Linked DNA regions of Mus musculus: regions 1 and 3 are each linked to region 2. Evidence: chromatin loops called from intact Hi-C (ENCODE). Cell type or tissue: gastrocnemius. All regions are shown on one strand. Region 1 overlaps Arhgap18 (Rho GTPase activating protein 18). Region 2 holds the start of L3mbtl3 (L3MBTL3 histone methyl-lysine binding protein). Region 3 overlaps Gm30034 (a long non-coding RNA gene).

Region 1 (8,000 bases), 520 kb after region 2:
GACATTGTCCTCCTCTTCTCCCTCCACGAGGGAGGCTTGACTGGCTTGTGCTTGTTGAGGTCTCACTCACTGTGTCACAAGGACTGAGTTCATATGTGCAGCTCTATTGCTGGGGCTGGTAGACACTATGTTATTGTAGTCACCTGTCACCTGGCTTTTACAGTCTCTCTGTCCCTCAGCCTTGAGGGGAAGGCCTGTGATATAGATACACAGTTTAGGGCTCAGCATTCTGTAGTCTCCTATGCTGCACAACTTAGCCAGTTATAGGTCTCTGTTTTAATTGCTAATCTCAAGAATGAGCTTTTCTGATGAGGCTTAAGAGTGGTGCTAGTCTACGGAAATAGCAGTAAGTCATAAAGAGTTGGATTAATGTTTTTTATTTAGCATAATAATAGTAGAAGGTTCTTCACTGGGGTCTATGATCTGTGTAGGCACAGGGTGTTGGCCCAGATAATGGGGACAAGTATAGCTTCCTTCTTGTGACTAGGCCTTAATCTAATCAGAAAGCGGTTAGTTACTGCCATGGCATTTGTGCCACTAACGACTCCAGTGGGCACATCTGGCCAGGCTAGTCATCATTGTAGTTCACAGAGTTCATAGCTGAATAAGATTGACAAGGTTCATACCTTTCTTTTCTAGTCGCACATATAGCACCTTCCAGCACCATGAAATCTAGCAGGTGGGGATGAAGCTTTGAGGTCACTACTATCTTGATGTCTCCATGTGTGGTGTCTCAAGTGACACCATGTGTGATTTCTCAAGTATGTGGTGTCTTCAGCAGAGCTTTCATACTGTAAAATCCCGAAGACCAAGAACAAAGGAAATAACCGTTGGCCAAAGAGGTAGCTCATTCCAGGCCCTGGGCTTCTCGTTTGGTAGCCTGTGGTGTTTAGTAGGGGCACTGTCCCCTTCCAGGTAATTCCATTTAAACTCTGTATGTCAGGAATATATTTTAAGAAGCTTATATAATAGGTGGTTTCCATATGACTTTTTCAGAAGGCCTTTTAGAGTTAAATGTGCTCAATTTTAAGTGACTTAAAAATCCTTTATGATACAGCATCTTAATCTCTTAGCTCCATGTATGACAGAACTCTTGGTCATCTTTGTTTTAGGCCTTGCTTGAATTTCTCCAAAGAGTCATAGATAACAAAGAGAAGAACAAGATGACAGCTGGGAATGTAGCAATGGTCATGGCCCCAAATCTCTTCATGTGCCACACGCTGGGCTTGAAGTCCAGTGAACAGCGAGAATTTGAAATGGCAGCTGGGACAGCAAATGTCATGCACTTATTGATTAGGTACCAGAAAATTCTATGGACAGTAAGTAATGTTTTTAACTTAATTTTTTACATCAGTGTACAAAGTATTGGGTGTCATAGTGACAGCTTAATGCATATGTGCCGTTAGACTTTTTTTCCCTTACTGCCTGCATTCCTTCTGGCAAGTTCTCTTCCTCCCCTCCAGGTGGTACTCTCTTTATGTCTTTTTATTATATGTTTTCCATAACCCTCTTTCTCACCAATTTTAAGATCTCTTCCTCTTCTTCCAACATTCCTTTCCTAAGACACACAGACACACACACACAGACACACACACACACACATGCAATTGTATATGCACAACACTTTAGAATTAGGTGCTTCCTATAAAAAAAAAATGTGGTATTTGTTTTAAAATCACAATAATGGTCATGTAATTTCCTAGTATAATTGTTCAAAGTAATCATGAAAATAACTTTGTGAAGGTGACATTAAAAACCAATATGCTCTTTTGTCTTAATGGTTTAAAAATACACCACACGTACAATTGTGAGTACAGAGGTGAGGAAGGCCTTGTGAATTTCTAGTTTAAAATCATAAAATTAGGTCAAGAAAGAGTGCCTTGCACACAGCCTTTCTTCCATAATTCTGCCAGCCACTTCCCCTTGGCCTGGGATTCAGGCTGTCATGTTTGAAAGCATTCACACTGTCTTTGCTTCTCCTCATTACCGTATTATCCAGAGACCTGTTATTTAAGGGGCCATAAGCATTCATCCTGCATCCTGATGGCGGAGCTCGGTCTTGAACTCGGCTTCCTGCCTTACTCTTAGGTTGATCTTAAGCTTTGACAGATAATCAACATGTGTATTGATGAGAGATTTGGTTGATTACAGTCTCCTTTTTCAGGTAAAGTTATATTCATATATATATATATATCTCAGAGAAAGAGAGTCCTTCTTATAAACATTTAGAAAAATGAAGTAAAAAAAAATCCCAAGCCAAATTATATTAACAATTTTATTCTTTAATGTGAGCTTCTACTAATCTCAATATTTTTAAAAAATATAAAATGATGCTCCCTAGATTCTCAAGGCTTCTTATATTCTATCAAAAGGCAAATGACACAGGTATTTAAAGGTATTTAAAGTAATGCCCAGTTAACATGTCTTTCTCTTTTAAGAACAACATTATTTTACAGCTACATTTTAATGACCCAAAACATTTGGTTATTAATAGAATTTCTAAGAATAAGTTTTTCCTTATCTTTAGAAGGATAGTGTGTCTTTAGGAGTACCACTGACAAATTTTTGGCTTTTGTTGATCGGTAAACTTCTTTATTCTCCGACAGCAGAGGCCATCTGGTTTGTTGGAAGGGACGTGTAGGTTAGCTTATAGGAGCTGGAGAGAGGTAGTTGCTAAGGAACGACTGCGGAGGTGCTGGCCTCCAAAAGGTCTCCTCAGGGAATCTCCTCCTGTGTTGACATCCATGGCGTGGGGAGGCCAGTATGTCCTTGAACTTCACAAAGTCTCTTTTGGAACCTTCCACAGTGGGTGGTAAATTACCCCAAGTGGATGCCCTGTTCCTGGTCTAAGAGAGTTCATGGTTCATTTCTTTTCATAGAGTTAATGAGTGGTACATTTAAATGGCTTAGCCAGGAGAAACAGAACTTTTAATCCTCTTGAAATTAAAAGCAAGAAAAAAAGATTAAAGTATTTTGTTTTAAAAGGTTCTGTATATTTTTCTTCCTCCAGCTGAAGTTTCTTGTTTTCTTTTTTCTTTTTTCTTTTTTTCTCTTTTTTTACAGATCCCTAAATTTATTGTAATCCAAGTGAGGAAACAGAATATTGAGAATCAAAAGAAGGAAAGGAAAGCCATGAAGAAATTGCTGAAGAAAATGGCTTATGACCGGGAAAAACATGAAAAGCAAGATAAAACTGCAAATGGTGTAAGCAAATCCTGAGGGTTTATAATTATTGTGATTTAAGTCCTTCCACTGCAATGTTCTCCTGTTTACTGTGCCTCGGTAGGAATATAAATGAAGGAGACCAGTTTCTTTTCTTCTAATGACCAATATTGAAAGTTGGTCAGGTGTTAGGACTCAGTGTGGAGTTTAGTAATGGTGAACAAAGAAATAATGTCAAGAGAAGACTACCCTCAATTTTCCCCTTCAGGGAAACACACACACACACACACACACACACACACACACACACATACACATACACATACACACACACACACACACACACACACACACACATACACACACACATACACACACACACATACACACACACACACACACACACATACACACACACATACACACACACACATACACACACACACACATACACACATACACACCCATACACACACACACACATACACACATACACACACACACACATACACACACACACACACACACACACACACACACACACACTCCTTTTGTATCATTCAGATGCCCACTACTGAGTGAAATTCCTCAGCACTCCACTAAGCTTCATCCATAAGAATTCATAGAGAGACTTGACTGGATTGGGGGTATCTTGAGGCAGAAGATCAATCCTAGATCCATGAAAAGTATTTAAGCTTTGTAATTTGATCAGAGGAATTTTAACTTACATTATAGAGAAGAAAATTAAGATAAAAGATCTAGATTTACAAACTAGTGTAGGGATGGATATATTAAGAACCATGTTTACGAGAATGAAATATGCATGAAAATATATTTATGAATTGAGTTAGCCATGCTCTGGTGGCAGCTCTCAGAATGAGGGAGAGGCCTTCTATTGTTCTGCTTAAGGGAAAACACCCCTCGCCCCAACGGAAGTTGCTCAGTTGCATGCTGCCATCTTGTGGAAAACTATGAAAGTGCAGTTGTCAGCCTTTGACCAATTTTTCTCCTATGGTCTGCTATGGTTGGGGGATGAAGGAGGGGGGGTCTCTAAATTATATATATATTTGGCCCGAACCCATTTGTAGCTCTCTCTTAAAAATACTTTCTTAGAGATGTAAAAATGTTTTAAAAGTCAATTGTAAATATCTCTAAACGATACAAAATAGAAGTAAGGGAAATTATCAATGTTGTTTATAGTTGTTTTAGAACTTAATTTTAAAATAGGGCTAGAAAGGAATTGTTACAGGTCATTTTTCTTTCACTTTGGAGTGCTCTGATACCTCAAATACAATGTAAAGAGGGGACTGGCATTGTAGTCCTGGCTGTTCAAATTGAGGCCAAATTAAGTGCCCTTTCCTTTTCTGAAAAAAATTCAGATATTTAGCCAAATTCTGTTGATCCAAGATACCAAGTCCTAATCACCCATTAGCTTATTCAAAGAGGCCCAAAGCTGGATGCTTGCTTTCCCACCCTATACAGAAGTAGGCAGCTCAGACTAACTTGTGTGTGTATGTGTGTGTGTGTGTGTGTGTGTGTGTGTGTGTGTGTGTGTGTGTGAAGGAAGCCTGCGCCAGGTACTGCATACTAGGAAGCAGGCATCAGGAGGCTTCAGAGGGGCTCAAGCTTATTTGTGAAAACAAATCATCTCTGCAAGAAGAAAGAAGTGTAGACTGACTGCAGAGGGCATTCCTAGGGTCGCAGCCCCACACCTGGGGCCAGTTTGGACTATCTTTTAGATTGAAATTTTTAAATTCAATTCCAGAAATTTACCTTTCAGGTTGGCATCAAAGAATCAAGTTGGTATCTTAGAATCGTATACATAGGAAAAAATTATAAATGAGCAAACAAATGCACAAAATGAAATTTACTTGTGTATAGATGATTTTTTTTGTGAAAGCATCCATCCATCCATGCATCCTCTAGTGCTAGAACTGAAAAATCAAAACTGGAAGTTTTAGGCTAGGTTTTGTGACCAGTAGGAGGTTGCTACTGTCCAGCAAATGGCTGGCCCTGCAGCCGATCCCTTTGAGTGCAGTGTAAGCCACCTCACCCCCACTGCCTTGTATTTTATCACTTTTCTTCCTTGATTCTTCAGCTAAATCATCTTAATGTTCAGCCCAGGCCCTAAATGGTATGGCGGTGGTGGAGCACACCTTTAATCAAAGCACTTGGGAGGCAGAGGCAGGAGGATTTCTGAGTTCGAGGCCAACCTGGTCCACAAAGTAAGTTCCAGGATAGCCAGGGCTATAGAGAGAAACCCTATCTAAAAAACAAACAAGAAAGAAAGAAAGAAAGAAAGAAAGAAAGAAAGAAAGAAAGAAAGAAAGAAAGACAGACAGACATTACTGGACAAAATAGACCATCTCTATTAACCATGGAAGTGAACATTTTTAAGCAAAGTAAATACAAAATAAATAAATAAAAGTATAAACAGATTATATAGTATTTTACTGTGTTGTAGGCCATGCTTTTAATGTGTGTGTGTGTGTGTGTGTGTGTGTATGTTTATATAGGAAGGATGCAGGGGAGGGAGGACGGAATGAAGGAGGTAGGAAGAGAGAGAATATGTGATCATGTAGGAGACCCAACTATGGTCCAGGATGGACTGAAACTCACAAATAACAAAAGACAAATTGGAACTTCTGACCATCCTGCCTCAACCCCAGAGAGCTATATTGCAGATAAATACTACCATGTCCAGCTTCTATGCAGTGCCCAGTGGATTTGTTCATGCTAAACACACTACCCACTGAGCTGGATCACCAGCAACCCTCTTTGGTGTTAGTACAAAATATTGTGAATATAGCAAACAAAGTGTTTATTTCATTGAGTTTACCATAATTTCATCTTACCTCTAAATTCTCTCCAATCCATGGTACCTAGGAAATCCATTTATACTGATTATCATTTATCGAAAATAACCATTTCAATTTTCTTCTGCTACAAAAGTAAATTGGAGTAGGGAACTAAGAATTAAGTCTCCCTGTGGAGCCCCCAGCTGATGGGGGGGGGCTTATGCAAATAAGGTTGGCTTGGAACATAGGGATATACACCTGCCTCTGTCTCTAGAGCTATAGGATTAAAGACATATGCCACCATACCTGGCTTAAAAATATATTTTAAAAAGGGAGGGAGGAGGGGGAGAGAGAGTAAGGCAGACAGAAAAAAGAAAGAGAAAAAGAAAAGAAAAAAGAGAAAGAAAGAAAGAAAGAAAGAAAGGAAGGAAGGAAGGAAGGAAAGAAAGGAAAGAAAGAAAGAAAATTGGAGAGGAGCCTCTTGCCCTATCAACTTAGTCAGCTTGGGTGTTTATTCATTGTAAAAGTATGAAGGAGGATGGAAGTTTGAGTTCTGTGTCTGACACAAGAAGCTCATTCTGGGCAGAAGGAATAGTCTAACAGTCATAAGGCAGGAGCTTGGTTGGGTCATTTGAGCACTAGCACAGTATGAATATGCTGGCATGAAGCCTGCTTGGCAGCAGGGTAGTTTGAAATGAGGTCAGAAGGGCAGTCGCCATAGATCACACAGAACCTTGGAATTTGAATTTAACCCAAGCAAAATGAGGCCATTGCTAGATTTTGAGTAAAGGCATGAAATATGTGTGGTATGTAAAAGGAGTAGGAGGTCCTTAGATCCAAGGTAAGGGACAGTTGCAGTTGTGGCTCAGACTAAAGTATTGGTAGAGGAGTAGTTGGATTGCCATTGTGTTTTAAAGTTGGAGTCATTTGGATTCATTACTTGAAAATCATGAATTGTAAAAGAATAAAAGAAAGGGCAAAAAGAACAACTGCAGCAGAGGCAGACGGATCTCTTGAGTTTGAGGCCAGCCTAGTCTCGAGTGGTGACGCACGCCTTTAATCAAAGCACTTGGGAGGCAGAGGCAGGTGTATTTCTGAGTTCGAGGCCAACCTAGTCGACAAAGTAAGTTCCAGGACAGCCAAGGCTACACAGAGAAACCCTATCTCAAAAAAAAAAAAAAAAACAAACAAACGAATAAAAAAGAAAGAAAGAAAGAAAAAATCCAGACAGACAGACATTACTGGACAAAATAGACCATCTCTATTATCCATGGAAGTGAACATGAAGCTAAATTCTCAGTGAGTTCCTGGACAGCCAGGACTACAGATCAACTGTCTAAAAGAAAATCGCTGACCCAAAATTCGAAATTTGTGATATGAGGAATTAGGATGACTGGAAAGATCTTAATTTCAATATGGGATCTGTTGCATATGAGAAGTCAGATAGACGTCTAAAGCTAATGATAGACGTTTAAGTGACTTTGGAAGGCCAATCAAGACCCAGGTCAGCCAGAGAGGTCTACGGCTTGCCACTGCCGGTGGGAAAGCAGAAACTGGGTCCAGGCAGAGCCATGCCTCCATTCCGTATTTCAATGGGAATTTTACTACAAACTTGAGGCTCTAGTGTACTCAATTTAAGGCAGTCCTTGTGAGGGACAGTCTAGGGAGTACAATGAGGTTTGGTAAGAGACACAGGGTAAGACACAAGTGATAAAAGTATTTAAAGAACATTTGTTGAGATGTGGCAACCATCTGAAAGTTATGCTGCTTATTGGATTTTTGAAAAAAGACAAGTTTCTAATTGTGTGTATGTTTGTGTGTGAGAGCATGTGTGTGCATGTCTGTGTATGTTTGTGTGTGAGAGCATGTGTGTGATGTCTGTGTATGTTTGTGTGTGAGAGCATGTGTGTGCATGTCTGTGTATGTTTGTGTGTGAGAGCATGTGTGTGATGTCTGTGTATGTTTGTGTGTGAGAGCATGTGTGTGCATGTCTGTGTATGTTTGTGTGTGAGAGCATGTGTGTGCATGTCTGTGTATGTT
Region 2 (8,000 bases):
AGAGGACCTGAGTTCGACTCCCACTGGGCAGCTTGCAACCATCTGTAATTCCAGTCCTAGGGGATCCAACAGCTTCTTCTGACTTTGGAAGGAACCAAGCACAAATATGCACAGACATACATGCAGGCAAAGTATGTACACATTTAAATTAGTAATAAATCTAAAAACAAACATACAAACAAACAAACAAAAAAAAAAAAAAAAAAAGGAAGAGAAGGAAAAGACAGACAAAGCAGGCTTGATGGCATACAGCTTCAATCCCAGTGCCCTGAAGCAAATGTGGGAGGATTTCCGTGAGTTCCAGGTCAGCCTGGTCTACATAGAGTTCCAGGCTAGAGGTACCAATCTGAGATCCTGTCTCAAAAAGAAGAAGGGGAGGATGGGGAAGAGTAGAAGGAAGAGGGAAGGAAGGAAGGAAGGAAGGAAGGAAGGAAGGAAGGAAGGAAGGAAGGAAGGAAGGGAGGGACACTGCTAGAAATCTTTGACAAGTATATTCTGTCCTGCACTTCACAAACCTGGCCACACCGGGAGGGTAAACTGGCCATCACCTACTTGAATACCTCTTCACAATTCCCAAAATCTTAGTTTGAAACTTCCTTCCACAAAGAGCAAATGTCAGTATTTCCATTTTTTCAGAAGGGGAAATCCAGGTGAAGGTGACCCAGTAAGTCATACAAGATGATAGACTGCAGGCTTCACTTATCTGATTCCGGGTCCATGGGCACGGTGTCTCTTCCAGTAAAGACTCACAAGTGCTGTCTGGAATTCAGCACACAGAAACTACACTGGCCACCCCGCTCTCCCCAGGCCCATGCTCTTATTTGCATGGGCTTATAGCTGCTTCTGCCCACTGTCTCTGCAGCACCATCCACACACTGACAAAAACTAAATCTATGAATTCTACCGGCTGCTCTACTTAAGACAATCCACAAACAGAAGTGACAATAAACTAGTGTTCACAATCACTTTTACTCTGGCCATCATTCAGTTTCATTTGTAATCCACCTGACTCGAAGAAGATAATTAGTTCTGCTCAGAAAACCGAGTCCAGAGAGATTGTTCAGAGGGTAAAGGTACCTGACAAGCTGACTTCAACCCCCAGGACCCATATAAAGATGGAAAGGAAGAAGTAACTCCAAAGATGTTTTCTAACTGTCATGCATGTAATATGGTGTGCCACTTTTACAACCTCTCTGCTCTCTGTCTGTCTGTCTGTCTGTCTGTCTTTCTCTTTACACACACACACACACAGAAATACTAACAATAAAATTTAAAAGGAAAGTTAACTTCATTCCTTTTTGTTTCTGCCAAATAAGAATTAGCAAACTCTTTAAATCTCAAGACAGAGGGGGCAGGAAAGTCAGTGGAAAAGAAGAAAGGAAGACTAACGGGTTGAACCAGCATAAGGAACAGAAAGCACTATGTAGATATTCTATCCCAGCAGTTGGCTTCCCTCATCAGCGACTGGCCTTGATCCTAAAGGAAGGTCCTGGATTATTTGTTGGGAGTAAACCAGTACCCTCCAGGATAACCAAAAAGAACTTATTAGACAACATTTCTATATTCCCATAGAAATGTTTTCAAAAATTCCTAAGTCTATGCTACATCCCTAAGACATGGTCTCTGGCAGAAGAAGGGCTTCTTCATAGGAGTCACTTAAATGTTAATTACATGTTAATTAACCCCCCCCCCCCCAAACTGTCATAAATTTTAGCTACAAAATTGTAGCTCAGGCTGCAAAGGCATTTAAAGCTCCTGTCTCTTCCCTACCATTGTATATCCACCTATAGAAGGTATTAATTGATTCACTACTGCTTTGTTCTGGATTCCCCACTTTTTCAATCGATCAATCAATTGTTTTCAGTAGAAAAAAAAAAAAAAAAAGGAACTGAACCGCCAGTAAGAATTCAGTAATGAGCCGGGCGTGGTGGTGCATGCCTTTAATCCCAGCACTCGGGAGGCAGAGGCAGGCGGATTGCTGAGTTTGAGGCCAGCCTGGTCTACAAAGTGGGTTCCAGGACAGCCATGGCTACACACACACACACACACACACACACACACAAAACCAAAAACAAAAAAAAGAATACAGTAATGGTTGAGTGGTAGTGGCACACACCTTTAATCCCAGAATGCCTGAGGCAGAGGTGGGTGCATCTCTGTGAGTTGGAGGCCAACTTGGCCTACAGGGAGAGTTTTAGGACAACCAGGACTACACAGAGAAACCCTTCATTACCCGTCTCCTCCCCCAAAATCTAGTAACAAGGAACTGGGAGAAGGCAAAGTCAATAAAGAGACAGCCAAGAAAGCACAAAGACCCGAGTTCAGATTCCCCAGCACTTCCCTAAATCCCTAAATCCCGGAGCGCTCTCCTCTGTAACCTGAGCACTGGAGGGAGGGCCTGCAGCTCACTGGCCAGCCAGTCTAGCCAATCAGTGAGCCAGGTTTGGAGAGAGGGAGGGGGGAAAAAAGGATGACTGGGAGCAGAGCAGGAAAGCTTGTAACTGTAACAACTCAAGCTGGTCTCTGGCCTCCCATGCAACCATACCAAAGGCACACATACGCTACGGGACACTCCTTTTTGCCCAATGCTTCTTTCACCTTTTCAAGCACGCCTACTGTCTACTTGTTCAAACATTCAAAGCAGTTCCCACAAACTTAAGTTTTGTTGTTGTTTTCCTTTCTACTAACCCTGTCACACACTCTCTTTAATTTCCAGCTGCACTGGAAACCAAGTGTCCAGTGAAAGACATCTGTCTGGTGACCTTCAGAACTGCTGTGTACCCCCAAGACTTCTTTTAAGGATCTAGCATTGATTATATTGGAGGAAAAGGAAAACAAACAAACAAACAAACAAACACCCTCAAAGCACTCTCATAAAGCCCTCGCATCCATAATATACAATTCAAACTCAACACCCATCACACCACACTGCACTGTGTATTCAAATTAACTAGGTACATGTAAGGTGAAATTAATTTTAATCACTCACATCATTCCCGTACTCTAAACCACATAATAAAAATTCCCATTGTAAATAAGACTGTTACCCAAGCACCAGGAGGGAAATACAAATTCAACTCCAGCCTGAGCTACATAGATGGATGGACCCTGTCTCTTTCACTGTGACGGACAGGTGGTAATTACAAGAATGATTCTATACAACCTTAATCCCTCCTGTTTTTATCCTTAAAATTCAATGTTTTTTTTTTAAATACAGAATACACACTGGGAAATAGTTATGTAACCCATGCATATATAAAGTGGTTTAAATCGTAAATTATACAAAGTATACTGAAATAAATGTTTTTACTCAGTGAATCAAAATTACACCGTTACGAGAAGATACTATGTATTTTATGAGTATATATTATGTAAGTTTATACGTAAATTGTTGAATAATTTGTTAGCCTGAGATTATATGCATCAGAGACACATACAAAATGATCAGTTCATATAAAAGCTAATTTCAGGTTTGTTTTTTTTTCAGTTTTTTGCAAAGTGCTAAGCACAGGTTTCATTTTGACTTTTCCTTAACATTCCGAATTAAGCTACCTGCTATGAGTCGTAAGAGGGGAAATAAAAAAAAAAAAAAACGGAGGTACAGATGATGGTAAACAGAAGACAAACTTTCTTATCTAGGGAGTGTCAATCTCAAATCTCAGAATAAAAAGCTTTGGTTTTCTTACTGTATGCAAGAAAGGATGGAAATCACAGGGTCCGCAAGCTTAGACGTCATTGTTCTCTGATTTACAAAACTTCTATTTCGGACTAGCATCCTTTCTCACATCTGGCTGCAACTCAGGTCTTCTAATTACTTCCACGTCTAAACGGACTGCATGTAGCTACAAGTAAAGGCCAAACTTTGGTCTTGTCTCTCGAACTTAAGATGCGTTTAACCACTAGAGGTCCCCCCTTGGCCAGTTTTGCAGGCTCACTATTTTGCTGCACTTGAAACTTTCCGGCTCTCTACTCGAGTCAGTGTTTTTCTAAAAACTTGCGCAAAAATCCACGCAACCGAGGTAGCCAGTACAGAGCTTCCCGGGCTCCCCACACCAATAAAGGCATCATAACCAACCACCTACGAAAATTGAAATGAAAATTCAACTCACTCATCCCAGGCGACGCACCTCCCCCCCCCCCCCACACACACACACACTCAAACCGGTTTCTTATTTCTCGTCTCAGTTTCCCTTAACTTAGAACAATTCTTTAACATCTATTTTTGTTCCTGGGCACTTTGGATGATCTTAAATGCATGCTTTTGGCGGTAGCCCCAAGGTGGCAAAGGAGCGGGCCAAGGGATGCAGAAGGCGGGGGGGATGGGCCCAGCAAACTGCGCCCGAGAAAGTTGCATAAGGAAAGAGACTCCGTTTTTCGGGTCCCCCCCCCCTAAAAAAACAAAAAAAAGAAGAAAAATAAATCAGCGGGGAAAGGAGAGGAAAAGGAAGCTGGGCGGTGGCTGCAGGAGGACAGAGAAGGAAAAACCAAAGCGAGTTTACCTTCGTGTCCCCGTGGAAGGGTGGGGCAAGAGCCCTGACCCACGCGACCCGGCAGTGCGGCTGGATCTCCCACCCGTTTGGTCGGAGCGCGGACGGACAGACAGACACCACGGCCGGACGCGAAGAAAGCCGCCACGCTGGTCAACTTTCTCTCACGGCCCCGCGGTGGGCCGTGATCGGATCAGATCCGATCGTGAGGTTCGGGTCCTAGAAACCCCCACACACATGCACTTTTTTGCCTTTTGGATTTTTTTTTCCTTTTCTCTTTTTCCCTTTTTCTATTCTCCCAAGAAGGCGATTAAAGTTTTCCCTCCGCCAGTGCGCCCCTGGCCCCGCCGCTCTCAAGTTTGCCTCCTCCTCCGGCCGGCGGCTGGCTGGCTGGCGGGGCGCGCGGCGGATGCCTCCGCTCCTGCGCTTCCCGATCCCCACCCCCGCCGGCCTCTACTTCCCCCGCCCCGCCGCCGCTGCGCGAGGCCGGCCCCGCCGGGCCCAGGACGCGAGCGTGGACCAGACAGTAGCCCATGAGCGCAGATCGGCGCACGCACGGGTGGCGAGGCGGACCCCGGCCGCCGGCCTCGGCCACCCGGGGCGGCGGTAAACAAGTTGCAGGCTCCACGGCCCCCGCCGCAGCCCGCCACCGCCTCGCCTCGCCTCGCTCGCACGCCCGCGCCCGCACCGGCGGCGCTGCGCGGAGAAGATCGCCGCGACGGTGCGGGTGCCCGGCCCGGCCCCGCGTCCTCCACCCCGCGGGGACGGCAGTGTCGAGCCCGCGCCGCCGCGTTCCCTAAAAGCACTTTCCTGCTTCCAGCAGGAGGAAAAAAAAAAAAAAAATCCAGCGGAGGCTTTATTTCTTTCTTCTTCTTCTTCTTCTTTTTTTTTTTCCGTGCAACTTTCCCAAAATGGCGGAAATTGGAGGCGATCTCTAGGAAATTCTCCCACAGTCGGCGGCGGGGAGCGGGGAGGTGGCGAGCGGGGAGAGCACACACGCAAACTCTCGGCCGCCGGCCCCGCCGCGGCTCGGGTGTGCGTGCGGGTGCGGGTGCGTGTGCGCGGTGCGAGTCGCGGAGGGAGGCCTCTCGGCGCGCGCTCACACTCACACCGACACACACTCACCGACACATACACAGACACACACAGCCACAGAGACACACACTCACACACACATACACACACACACACATACACACTCACACACATACACACACACACACACACACACACACACACACACACACGGCCGCGCCAGCGAGACGCGCCTCTGCCACATTCAACCAGTCGGTTCTCCGCAGCCGAGCTGGCTGGCGAGCAAAGTGGCCCGGCCTCTTTTCCCACTGCCTCGGTCTCCCGTACTTGGACTTGTCGCGCTCGCCCGCCCGCCCGCTCGCTCGCCCGCCCGCCCGCTCGCTCACCCGGTGCGCGCTCGGCACAAAGGCCACACGGGCGGAGGGGGCCGCAGGGGCGGCGCGCCGGGGCTCGCGTCCTCCCGCCGCCGCACCGATCGTGCCCGCGGTCCCCTCCCGAAGCCGCCCCCTCCCCCCCTTAGGCTCAGGCCGACCGCGCTCGGCGCCCCCGGGGAGGCTGCGGCTCCGCCGCGTTTCCCCCCCACCGCCGCCCCGGACTCGCAGCCCCGCGGTGCCGCGCTCCCCCCCCCCCCCCCAGCGCCGCCACCCAGCACCCGGTGTCAAAAAAGCGACCAAAGTGACAAGCTCCGGGCGGGGGGAGGGGGCCCACACGCATCCCGCTGCCTGCGCGCGGGCGACGGCCGAACGCGGCCGCCTTGGCCCGCTCCCTTCCGCACGGCCCCCCACACCCTTCCCCGTGTGCGCGCAAAGGAGGAAAAAATACAAGTCTCTCCTCCCCCCATTTTTTCCTTTCTCTTTTCTCGCTCTTTTGTTCCTCTTTCGCACTCGCACTCACTACTTCAGAGTGAGATGCCCACAGACTCCCCCTCCAGCCGCTTCCGAGTCACTTGCCCACTTTTTTTCCCCGGGATTAAGTTTTCTCCTCTTTCCCAGAGGCGCAGAGAAGTGGGGGAGAAACCCCTTCTTTCCTTCCCCTCCCCTGATCTCTTTCCCAAGACGAGGGTGCGCTTCCTTCCCTCTCTAGGTCTCAGAACTTTCATCCTCACCCAGAAAAAAATCAATGAATGGCTCTGGCGCAGGCTGATCTGCAGATTAATTAGAGATTAGATCTGATCAAGCGCTCCTTACCCCCAAATTTTCTCTCTTTTTTTTTTCTCCGTCTCACGAGTAGTCCTGACAAATGGTCCAGGGCTGCGGGCGCAGTGCGCATGTGCGCGTAGAGTCAGGGCTGGGGAGAGGGGAAACTGCGCTGGTGCCGGTGCCGCCGCCGCCGCCGCTGCCGAGGAGGCTCGCACTGCCTTCCCTCTGACTGCTGCTGCGCCTTCGCCGCTGGAAAGCCGCGATTGAGCGGCTCGGCCGCCTCGGCCGCCCGCACACAACTGCTTCAGGTGCATCTCTCCGCGATCCTTGTCGCTGCTCCGAGCTGCTTCAAAGAACGGCCCAAACAAATGTGAAAGACCGAGAAGGTTATAGATTTCTTTGTCTGCTTTTGCACTTTACTTTTTTTCTACAGCAATTTGCAGAGCAGCGAATCCACCATGTGCTGCTTAAACGTGTGCATTCAGCCATTAAAGAGTGGGCCCTGGACTTACACCACTGCTACCAGGGGCTAGATCCATGCCACAGGTCAAGAATAAAATGGGAAATAAAGTTCTTCGCTTGTACAGAGTTTCATTTGCCCTTTTCGGGACTGGAAGAATGCATAATAAAGTCTGAAACTTGCGCGTTCTTTCCGCATCCTAAATGAGATTTGTATTGACAGCTTCTGTGGGTTAGGCCTCTGTTGTAAGGGATGCTGGGAGTTCTACCTCAACTTAGAAATCCCTGGTAGAGTGCCTAGGCAATAAGAGAGGACTGCCCGCTTAATGTACTCAGTCAAGATGGCTGAGCTGCTTAAATAGCAAACCCTGCCTTTGTCAGTTCGTCAAATCTGAATCAAGCCATTATTGTATTTGATATTGGCAGTTTTCTGTTTACGGACTGCAAGCTGACTTCGGGGGAGTTTACAGTTCCTCTTTTCTACAAGGTTCAGGGGAGGGAGGGGGCAGACAAGATAATTCAAAGTAATTAAACTTGTGATAAATACTTCAGGCCAACAGGAGAGTTTGCTGTGAAAGGAAAAAAGCACTAACGCAAGCCCTGCACTTCTTCGAAAGGGAAAGCAGTGGGGAAGTAAAGGAGGATCCGCCCCCAGCCTGGACTGTTTGCTTTGCATCTAATAAAGGGTACAGGGGCCTTTCCCTGCTACTGTTGCCTGAGGCCTAGGACTTAAATATATATCACAGATGGAAATTCCATATTAAAAAGCCTTCCTCCAAAATGTAAGATTATTCTTGATTAAAATTTTTTTTTCACTTAAGGAATGGTCCTTGCACTAGTTTCAGAAAATAGACTCTTAAATTCTCTCTTCAGGCCCGTG
Region 3 (8,000 bases), 120 kb after region 2:
AGATGAAATGAGAAACATAAATTGTGTGTTTCTGGGAGCAGAGAAAAGTTCCGGCATCCCAAATCCACAACAAACCAAACAGTTGTTTTATGAAATATCCTCTATATCAAACTCTCCTAAGCCGCATGCCCGCATCCACTTGGTTGAATTGTTTCCATAAAGAATGTGCAGACTGTGATTCACACATTTCTCTCTTACTCTTTTCTTTTTCTTTCTTTTTTCTTCTTGTTGTTGTTTCTTGTTTTAAGACAGGGTACCCTGAGTAGCCCTAGCTGTCCGGAACTTACTCTGTAGACCAGACTGGTCTTGAACTCACAAAGTTCTCCCTGCCTCTGCCTCCAGTTTCCTCTCCCTGACCCTTGGTCACTGTTGGCTCTTTCCTGTTTCTACTTGCTCATTTCTCATGGAGCCCTGTAGGAACACAGCTTCTTCAGTTGCTCTCTACTCCTCTCATTAAGGTTGAGCAGGTAACATATAGTGGAGAGGACTCCAGCTGTGGATGCTTGGGTCTACCTGTTCTAACTAAATTGTTTACGTTTTCTGCTTGTTTTCTCATCTGCAAGTTGGAAATGAGAGTCAAGGGGGTGATGGTGAATGATATAGAATTGGTATCTGGGTCCAAGTTGGGATGAGTTGTGGAGGAGGAGGAGCTATGAATTAAGGACTCCCAAAGACCCTACATCATCTGTTTCCATGCTCAGGTAGATCTTTGAGGAATAAGGTTACTTAAGAAGGCAAAATGTGTCTGTTGCAGTGGCATATGTCTGTAAGCTCAGATCTCAGGAGGCAGAGGCAAGCAGATCTCTTGGAGTTTGAGGGCAGCTAGATCATTACAGTGTAGTGAGACCTTGTCTCAAAAACAGACAACAAAACCCCACACAAAAAAAAAAAAAAAAAAAAAACACAACCAAACTTGTTCCTAGGGGCAGTGTTGGATCAACCTCAGTTCTCAGCCATTCTGTCTGTCAGGTTCTCAAGGGCAGCCCTGTGCTTCCAGGCTGGGATATGCAGCCTTTTGCAAAACCAGGCATCAGGCCATATCCAGGTATGGTACTCTCCATTGCCCAGCCAGGACCACCCTGCTGTTATATGTTGTTTGATTCCCCCCTCGCTCCATCTTGCTAATTGCTGAAGGAGCACATTTTTCCTCTTACTCTGTGTTCTCAGATAGCAATAGGCACAGAGATTTGATTGGCAGACCAGTGTGTAAGTGGATGGAGGACGGAGGCGTCTGTAGTGAAGCCGTGAGTATTGCTTCAAAAATACTTCCACACAGGCTGCTTGTTGACCGTAAATGGATTTCCTTTTATATATATATATATAAAAATGCACTGAATCTAGAGTAAAATTAAAATAGATCACACAAGAGAATCTTTTAAATAGGGAGCTGGAAGACAGAAAGGAAGATAGAATATAGAAATGCACACATTTTCCACAGACTCAAAGGCAAGTGAGTAATTTGTCTGTCCGCTGTTTTGCCTCAGCCCAGGAGTTTAGAAGGTATAATGCATTGAGGTCTTAGGATGAAACAGTGTATCATTAGAGCCTTATTTTTCATGAAAATATTTTCTTCTAACTGAACTCAATGCCATCCAATAGAGGAATATCTTATTGAACAAGATAGACAGAAATCTGGTTTCCATTACAAGCGTCCCTAAAAGGAGTGCTTGGGCCTTAGTGCACTAGTGGAAAAGGAGCTTAGCATTATAATTCACTTACCATGACTCGTGATAAGACAGTATTAGAAACAGAAAAATAACGCAGCAGTGATCTCTATTCTTTCCTTTATTAGCACTAAATCCTTCCCTGAAATGTGCTGAGAACATCGGGAACAGAGGAGAGACATGTTAAGACATGTTTGAATTCCAGAGGTCTGCTCCAGAACATTTCTAGGAGCTTATAATTCATCTAGCAAGCTTTCAGGAAACCCCTGGATCGCGGAAAGTCCTGGGAATGCCGAGAGGGGCGCGACACGTGGTGGGTGCTGCTTTCAATCAAAGTGCAGTCTGGCAATTCTGGCACATTGGTGCTCCAGTAAGGAGCCTAAAGGGAAACACCTGTATCTCTCCACACACGGGCTCTGTAGTCACTTATGGGAGATCTGCTGGCTGCTGATTTAGTGAGAAAGAACGATGTGGGAAAAGGCACAGAAATAATTTATAGGGTCCCCCCCCCCTCTAGGATGCTTTCATCTTGAAATCATGTTTGGACCGGAAACACGTTACCCACAGAGAAACAGACATGCTAACAGTGATGATAGTCAAGACAGCAGTTAGTAAGGGTGAAGAACCTCGTGTTAACTGGATTATTTCTTAAAATCTCAAAGCTTTTTTTTTTTTTAAGTTTCAATTTTAAGATGGTCTGAAGAGGAAGAAGAGTTAAAAATAAACAAATTTCTCTTTATATTATCTATAACTAGGAGCCAGATCTTAGTTTCTGATCCATTCTTCAATAAAAAGAAAGGGGGGTTCAGCTTAAGAACGGGTGGTTACACGGCGGAAGCAAATGTGTACAGAGTAATGGAAACATTTCAGAGACGCAGAAGGCAGCCCGAAGGAGCTTTCAGTGCCAGAATTGGAACAATGAGACTCAAGATAACAACAACAAAAAATGTTATATTGGGTTATCCAAAATATAAAAATAAATACCCATTATCCCCGTGATATAAATAGCTAAACACATAAGTCGATGGACGTGGGGGATGTGGCTGGCTCCTCTAGAAACGCCTCAGTTTTAAGTTCTGTGGTCCTCCAGGGACCACACTTCAGTGTGGGCTTTGCATTTGAATAAATGCGCATGTGCAGGGGAAGACAAGGTAGGTTGCAAGAAGCCTCGCCAGGGCACCGTCTTTAGATGGCCAGGGTGATCTCCTGTGGCAAGACTTGTTGATTTTAGAAATACTTGGTGTCTTGTGGAGAGACTGACATCAGACAAACCAAACTGAGGTGCTGCCAGACAAATACCGCACCAGTTCCCTGCAGAAACGCTGAAGTCTTCAACCATGAGGAAAGCCCAAGAAACAGGCACGAGGAGGGTGAGACACTGGGACTGAGATGTTGTCTTGAGAAGGACCATCGGAAGGAAATAGGAGGAAAAGTCAGAGAGCTGAATAGGAGATGTACTTTAATTGCTAATAAAGAACCAATATTTGCTTTTTAATTGTGATAATTAGGCTTCAGGGACCTTAGATTCTAACATAGGAGTTTGGGTATTAGGGTACATGGAAACTTTCTTCTTTGAATTTATTTTTGTGAATATAAAGCTATTTACATTAGACTTTAATTTAAAAGAAAAAATGAGATATCTAAAATCAGTAAAAGTTGATACGATTACTTTTTTAATTTAAAAAATTAGATCTATTTATTTTATGAGTATGAATGTTTTGCCCGTTGGGTATGTATGGTTACCATGTATGTGCCTGGTGCCTCCGAGGTCAGAACAGTTGTGAGCCACCACCGTGTGAGTGCTAGGAATTGAACCCAGGATCTTTATAAGAGCAGCAAGCACTCTTAACCACTGAGCCATCTCTCCAGTACTGCAATTCTATTCGATAAGTGATAAGAGGAACATAAACACTACAATAATAAAACTGGCATTATAATTTGCTTCTGTTCACTATCTGGTTACTGAGTTAGATATAGCATGCTTTCTAGCTCATGTTAGGTCCTACATCATCTGAGCAATAGGCAGTAATACTGCCAGCAACCGCTGCTATTTCTCTCCTTGTATGCTGTGAACTTTTACCCAGAGCTGCTCCACTACCCACCTGCTCAACCCCAATTTTAAGAACTTGAGACATTTTGAAGTTTTCTAGCCATGTTGCTTATAAATCTGCTGTACCTTTTTTTTCTTTTTTCTTTTTTTTTTTTAATGGACGTTTATGGTACAATCTCATTATTATAATTTTCCTGTTTTGTCACATGTGATAACCAATGTTAGATTTTAAAAATTTCCTATCTGTGGAGTGATTCCTCAAATTTTATGTAAATGTGAAATGATGAAAAGTAAGTAGATCAATGAATTCTCACTTTATGTACTTTGAAATTATGTTAACTCCTTAAATGGAAATCAGTCTTAAAGGCGGAAGGGACAAATGTATTCGAAACTGTTCCTGCTACTGCCACATGGTGGCGCCATGTCAGCTGGTGAATGTTAAACTTTGGCAAACTTTGGATTAGTCTTCAGTTGATTAAGAACTGTTTGATCTGCGCAGGAATGCACAGTTGTGCTCTGGCCTCCATTTCACAGAAGAGATAACCAGAGTCCAGACAAGTAATTACTATTCAAAGTCCACCCGGAGGTCTGCTACTGAACCAGGAGTACAATGTACTTCCTGTCTCTTTGGTCTGGAAGCGCATTTTCTTCGTCATCTCCCTCTACCCGCACCCCCACCCCGCCCCCATGGGTAGATGTGTGTGGGTGTGTTTGAACAAGTGTCTGGGTATGCATGTGGAAGCCAGGGGTCAACTCGGGGATTCTACCTTAATCATCCCCATTTATTTTTTGGAATAGGATGTGTCACTAAACAGAGTTTGCTGATTCGTCTAGACTTCCTGGCTAGGGATTCTCAGAGATCCATCGGAGAGGGGATGGCAGGTGTGTACAAAATATACCAAATCTGTTTTTGTTTTTGTTTCTTTTTCTCTTCCTTTCCCTCTTTCTCTCTCTCTCTCTCTCTCTCTCTCTCTCTCTCTCTCTCTCTCTCTCCCTCCCTCCCTTCCTCCCTCCCTTCCTTCCTTTGTTCTTTTCTTTTCTTTTCTTTTCTTTTCTTTTCTTTTCTTTTCTTTTCTTTTCTCTTTAAGGCATGGGTACTGGGGGATCTGAACTCACTGTACAAACTGAACTAGCATCTATGCCCACTGTATAGAATATATAACAACAGCCACATTTCCACCAAGAAAGGTTTTTGGGTTGTTGTTGTTGTTGCCATGAATCTCATAATATTACCTTCAAGTCCTTTATTATTATTATTATTATTAATTATTGTTTCATGCAATTTTCTTTTGCTGTTTCTCTTAAAGCTTCTATGGCAGGCTTTTACTTAGCAAAATGTTTCAAGTGCAACAAAACCTTTAAGTATCACTGGAAGAATTGACTGGAATTAACAATTTGACTTGGAAGTACTCTCATAAGTTATTGTTAAATGAAAACTTAAAAAGAAAATAATTCTAATAGCATCATTCCTGGTTTATAAGTTAGAACATGGCAAAATGTCCTGTGTAGCATGTATGTAAATGTTCATGTCTGTATGGACATGAGTGCAGCAGAAGCTTGGAGTGTTACACGGAGTTCGATCTAAATATTTATTTTATAGTTACTATAAATAAAGAGAAAGAAACCTGGAAATCTGGAGAAGCTGTGGTAAAAACAACATATGAACTGTCAAGTCATTAATTCTCCCTCCAAAACAAACAAACAAACAAACAAACAAACAAACAAAGTTAAAATCAGAATTGGGCAGCTTACATAAAACAAAAATACAAGTTATTTTTCACATCTAAAATATATTGACTCTTGTGTGTTCCAATCCTTCTGAAACCAGGGATCAAATCCAGGGTCCTAAGTGACTAGGCAAATCCTCTGCCACTGAGCAACACACACACACACACACACACACACACACACACACACACACACACACGGGAAGCCACATGTGCCGTTGCAGAGTGGTGCTGGCTTCTGCTGGCCACCAAGCATAAGTTTGGGTAAACAACCAATGTGCGCACGTGCATAAGAGTTTTTTGCCGACTCACTGCCTGGCCTGATGCATATTAATGAGGTACTGGTAGCATAACCAATCAGGTATCGACATGTCATTCCTAGGCCTATATAAGCAGCACCACTTCTGGGCTCTGGGTCTTCCTCTTCATGCTGAAGCTAGTGTAATAAAGCATTGTTGCAGAAGGATCCGGTTGTCCACGTGTGTTCTTGCTGGCGTGTGTTCTTGCACATGCTTATTTATATTTAAAAACCAGAGAAATGCAAATTAAAACCACAACAAGATTCCATTTTGAATTTATGCGAATAGCAAACAATGGTATAGCATAATGTCATGTTTTGGAAAGGACATGAACTAAGAGTTACGCTTCCAGCTTGCTTATGAGACTGCAAACTGGGACGATTCCTCTTGAATCAGGCAGGCAGCATGCATGTGCTGAAGTCAAAGAACCCAAACTGTCTGGCCCTTGCATCCACTCCCAGGGCGATGACATTGTACCCACTCATGCTGTTGAGTCATCTGCAAGAGTGTTTGGAGTCACATTGTCCGAAGGAGGAAATGCAGAAATAGCCTAAATGGATATCAGTGGTGGATCTATACACAGTGATAAATTCATTCAATAAACTACAGATTTAGTAGTTTAAATACAGATAAAGCAGCAGAGTTACTTTGAGTTATATAAATAGTATGAGGGAGTTCTCAGAAAATAATGTTAAGAATAAAGAACACATTGCAGGGAAACTATATACATTGCAGGGAAATATATAAAACTATATTTTATATATTTTAAAATATATATATACACACATGCATATATATATATATATATATATATATATATATATAATAGGATACTATGGAAAGTACTAAAACAAGCAAATTAAATATTTATATACAATATCCATATATATGTATATATATATATATATATATATATATATATATATATATATATAAAATTTGAGAGTACATGTGTTTTATAAAATACAAATAAATACCCTGAGAGTCTAACTAATTCACAGTAGCAAATTTTCTAGGACAAAATAGAGACATTTAGCTAGATATCAATTATCTTTCTGTTACTGTGACCAAAAAAAAAAAAAAAAAAAAAGACTAAAGGCAGGTCAGGGAAGAAGGGTTTTTTACGGTTTATAGTTCTCTGCTTGTCTTGGAAATTCTATCTCATATGCATTTTGCTGTCAAACAAAACCAATAGCAGCAAAGCAAATATAGAAAGAATAATAAAAAGATTAAAAGTGAGCCAGGGTGATAGTTCACACCCATAATCTCAGCCCTTGGGAAGTGCAGCAGGCAGATCAGGAGTTCAAGGCCATTCACCGTCATCTGCAGGGAGTTTGAAGCTAGATCTGGCTGTGTAAGAACATGCTTTACAAAACAAAAGATGAAGCCCCAAAATGAAAACAAAGAAAAATGTTAAAACTTATAATAACGAGACAACTTCTACAAAGTTCACTTCCTTGACCGTGTCGCTCCTTGATGCGTTTGAATGAGGTTACACCACTGCTTGCTTCGCAGGCTCAAGACTTCAGACAATTTCAGGGCAATCTAGTGGCCAAAGAAGAAAAGTCTTAGGAAAATATGGCAACCAGACCAAGACCCAATGGAAGGGTTCTTTTACCAAGACAGTACTCTCGCAGGTCCTTCTCAGAGGGGAATGCAGGCTCCTGACCATGGCTATATTAAATAAGCATTGTCCATGATTGTTCTAAAAGGATTTAAAACCAACAAGTTAACAGACTCATTAATAGCATCAATGTTTTAAAAAAAGAAAACGAAGCAATTATCCAGGATTTTTTTTTTAATTTCTCTGTGGACACTTTATTAATTTTTGCCTAACATGCTCGGGATGCATATCATCACATGCATGGAATATTTAGAATTGTCAAAGGTTCCTTGTTATAAATTCCTCCAATGCCTTTTGCTTTAATATCTGTCATACCAATGCAGTCCCTTTTATCTGCATGGGTAATTTTGCTCCAGTTCTTTCAACCTTTCTGCTTTGTTATAGACAATAAATGCTACAAGGTGGTGAACGTTATTTTGTAATCTACTCTGATAGTCTGGTCTTTAAAACTTTTAGTGCATTTATGTTCTCTTGCACTTGTAGTCCATTTATAATTATTTGCATTTGGATTTATTTATATCAAGTTACTTCATGGTCTTGGTTTGCTCAGTGGCTTTGGTTTGAGTTTCCTGTCTCATTTCTTGTACTACTTGGATTAACTTAGTCATAGTCTCACTTTTAATACATAATGGAGAA

What was found. Peaks named below come from ENCODE experiments on the same cell type or tissue, not always from the same donor. Only the 100,000 strongest peaks of a DNase experiment are listed, where the experiment ranks them.
Region 1: a loop joins it to region 2, with 8 times the contacts of the local background. A loop is called at or near these places in 39 of 42 quality-filtered maps.
Region 3: a loop joins it to region 2, with 2.5 times the contacts of the local background. A loop is called at or near these places in 18 of 42 quality-filtered maps.

What each region holds. Positions count from the first base shown.
Region 1 is chr10:26,886,669-26,894,668 of GRCm38, forward strand. It overlaps Arhgap18 (Rho GTPase activating protein 18), which reads left to right. Exons shown (of 15, transcript NM_176837.2): 11 at 1,113-1,319; 12 at 3,064-3,204. Among named protein-coding and RNA genes, the nearest start is that of Gm30534, 75 kb to the right of the region's middle. In gastrocnemius, CTCF peaks have their summits at 4,120 (motif pointing left) and 4,324; DNase peaks (open chromatin) are centred at 2,708 and 4,116.
Region 2 is chr10:26,369,202-26,377,201 of GRCm38, forward strand. It overlaps L3mbtl3 (L3MBTL3 histone methyl-lysine binding protein), which reads right to left and starts at 4,871. Exons shown (of 22, transcript NM_001359254.1): 1 at 4,500-4,871. In gastrocnemius, a CTCF peak has its summit at 3,903 (motif pointing right); DNase peaks (open chromatin) are centred at 2,422, 3,921, 4,322, 4,577 and 4 more places; H3K4me3 peaks cover 3,994 bases; H3K27ac peaks cover 3,353 bases.
Region 3 is chr10:26,490,325-26,498,324 of GRCm38, forward strand. It overlaps Gm30034 (a long non-coding RNA gene), which reads left to right. Exons shown (of 6, transcript XR_871559.3): 4 at 4,513-4,596. Among named protein-coding and RNA genes, the nearest start is that of Gm30034, 59 kb to the left of the region's middle. In gastrocnemius, a CTCF peak has its summit at 4,128 (motif pointing right); DNase peaks (open chromatin) are centred at 4,138 and 4,385; H3K4me3 peaks cover 218 bases.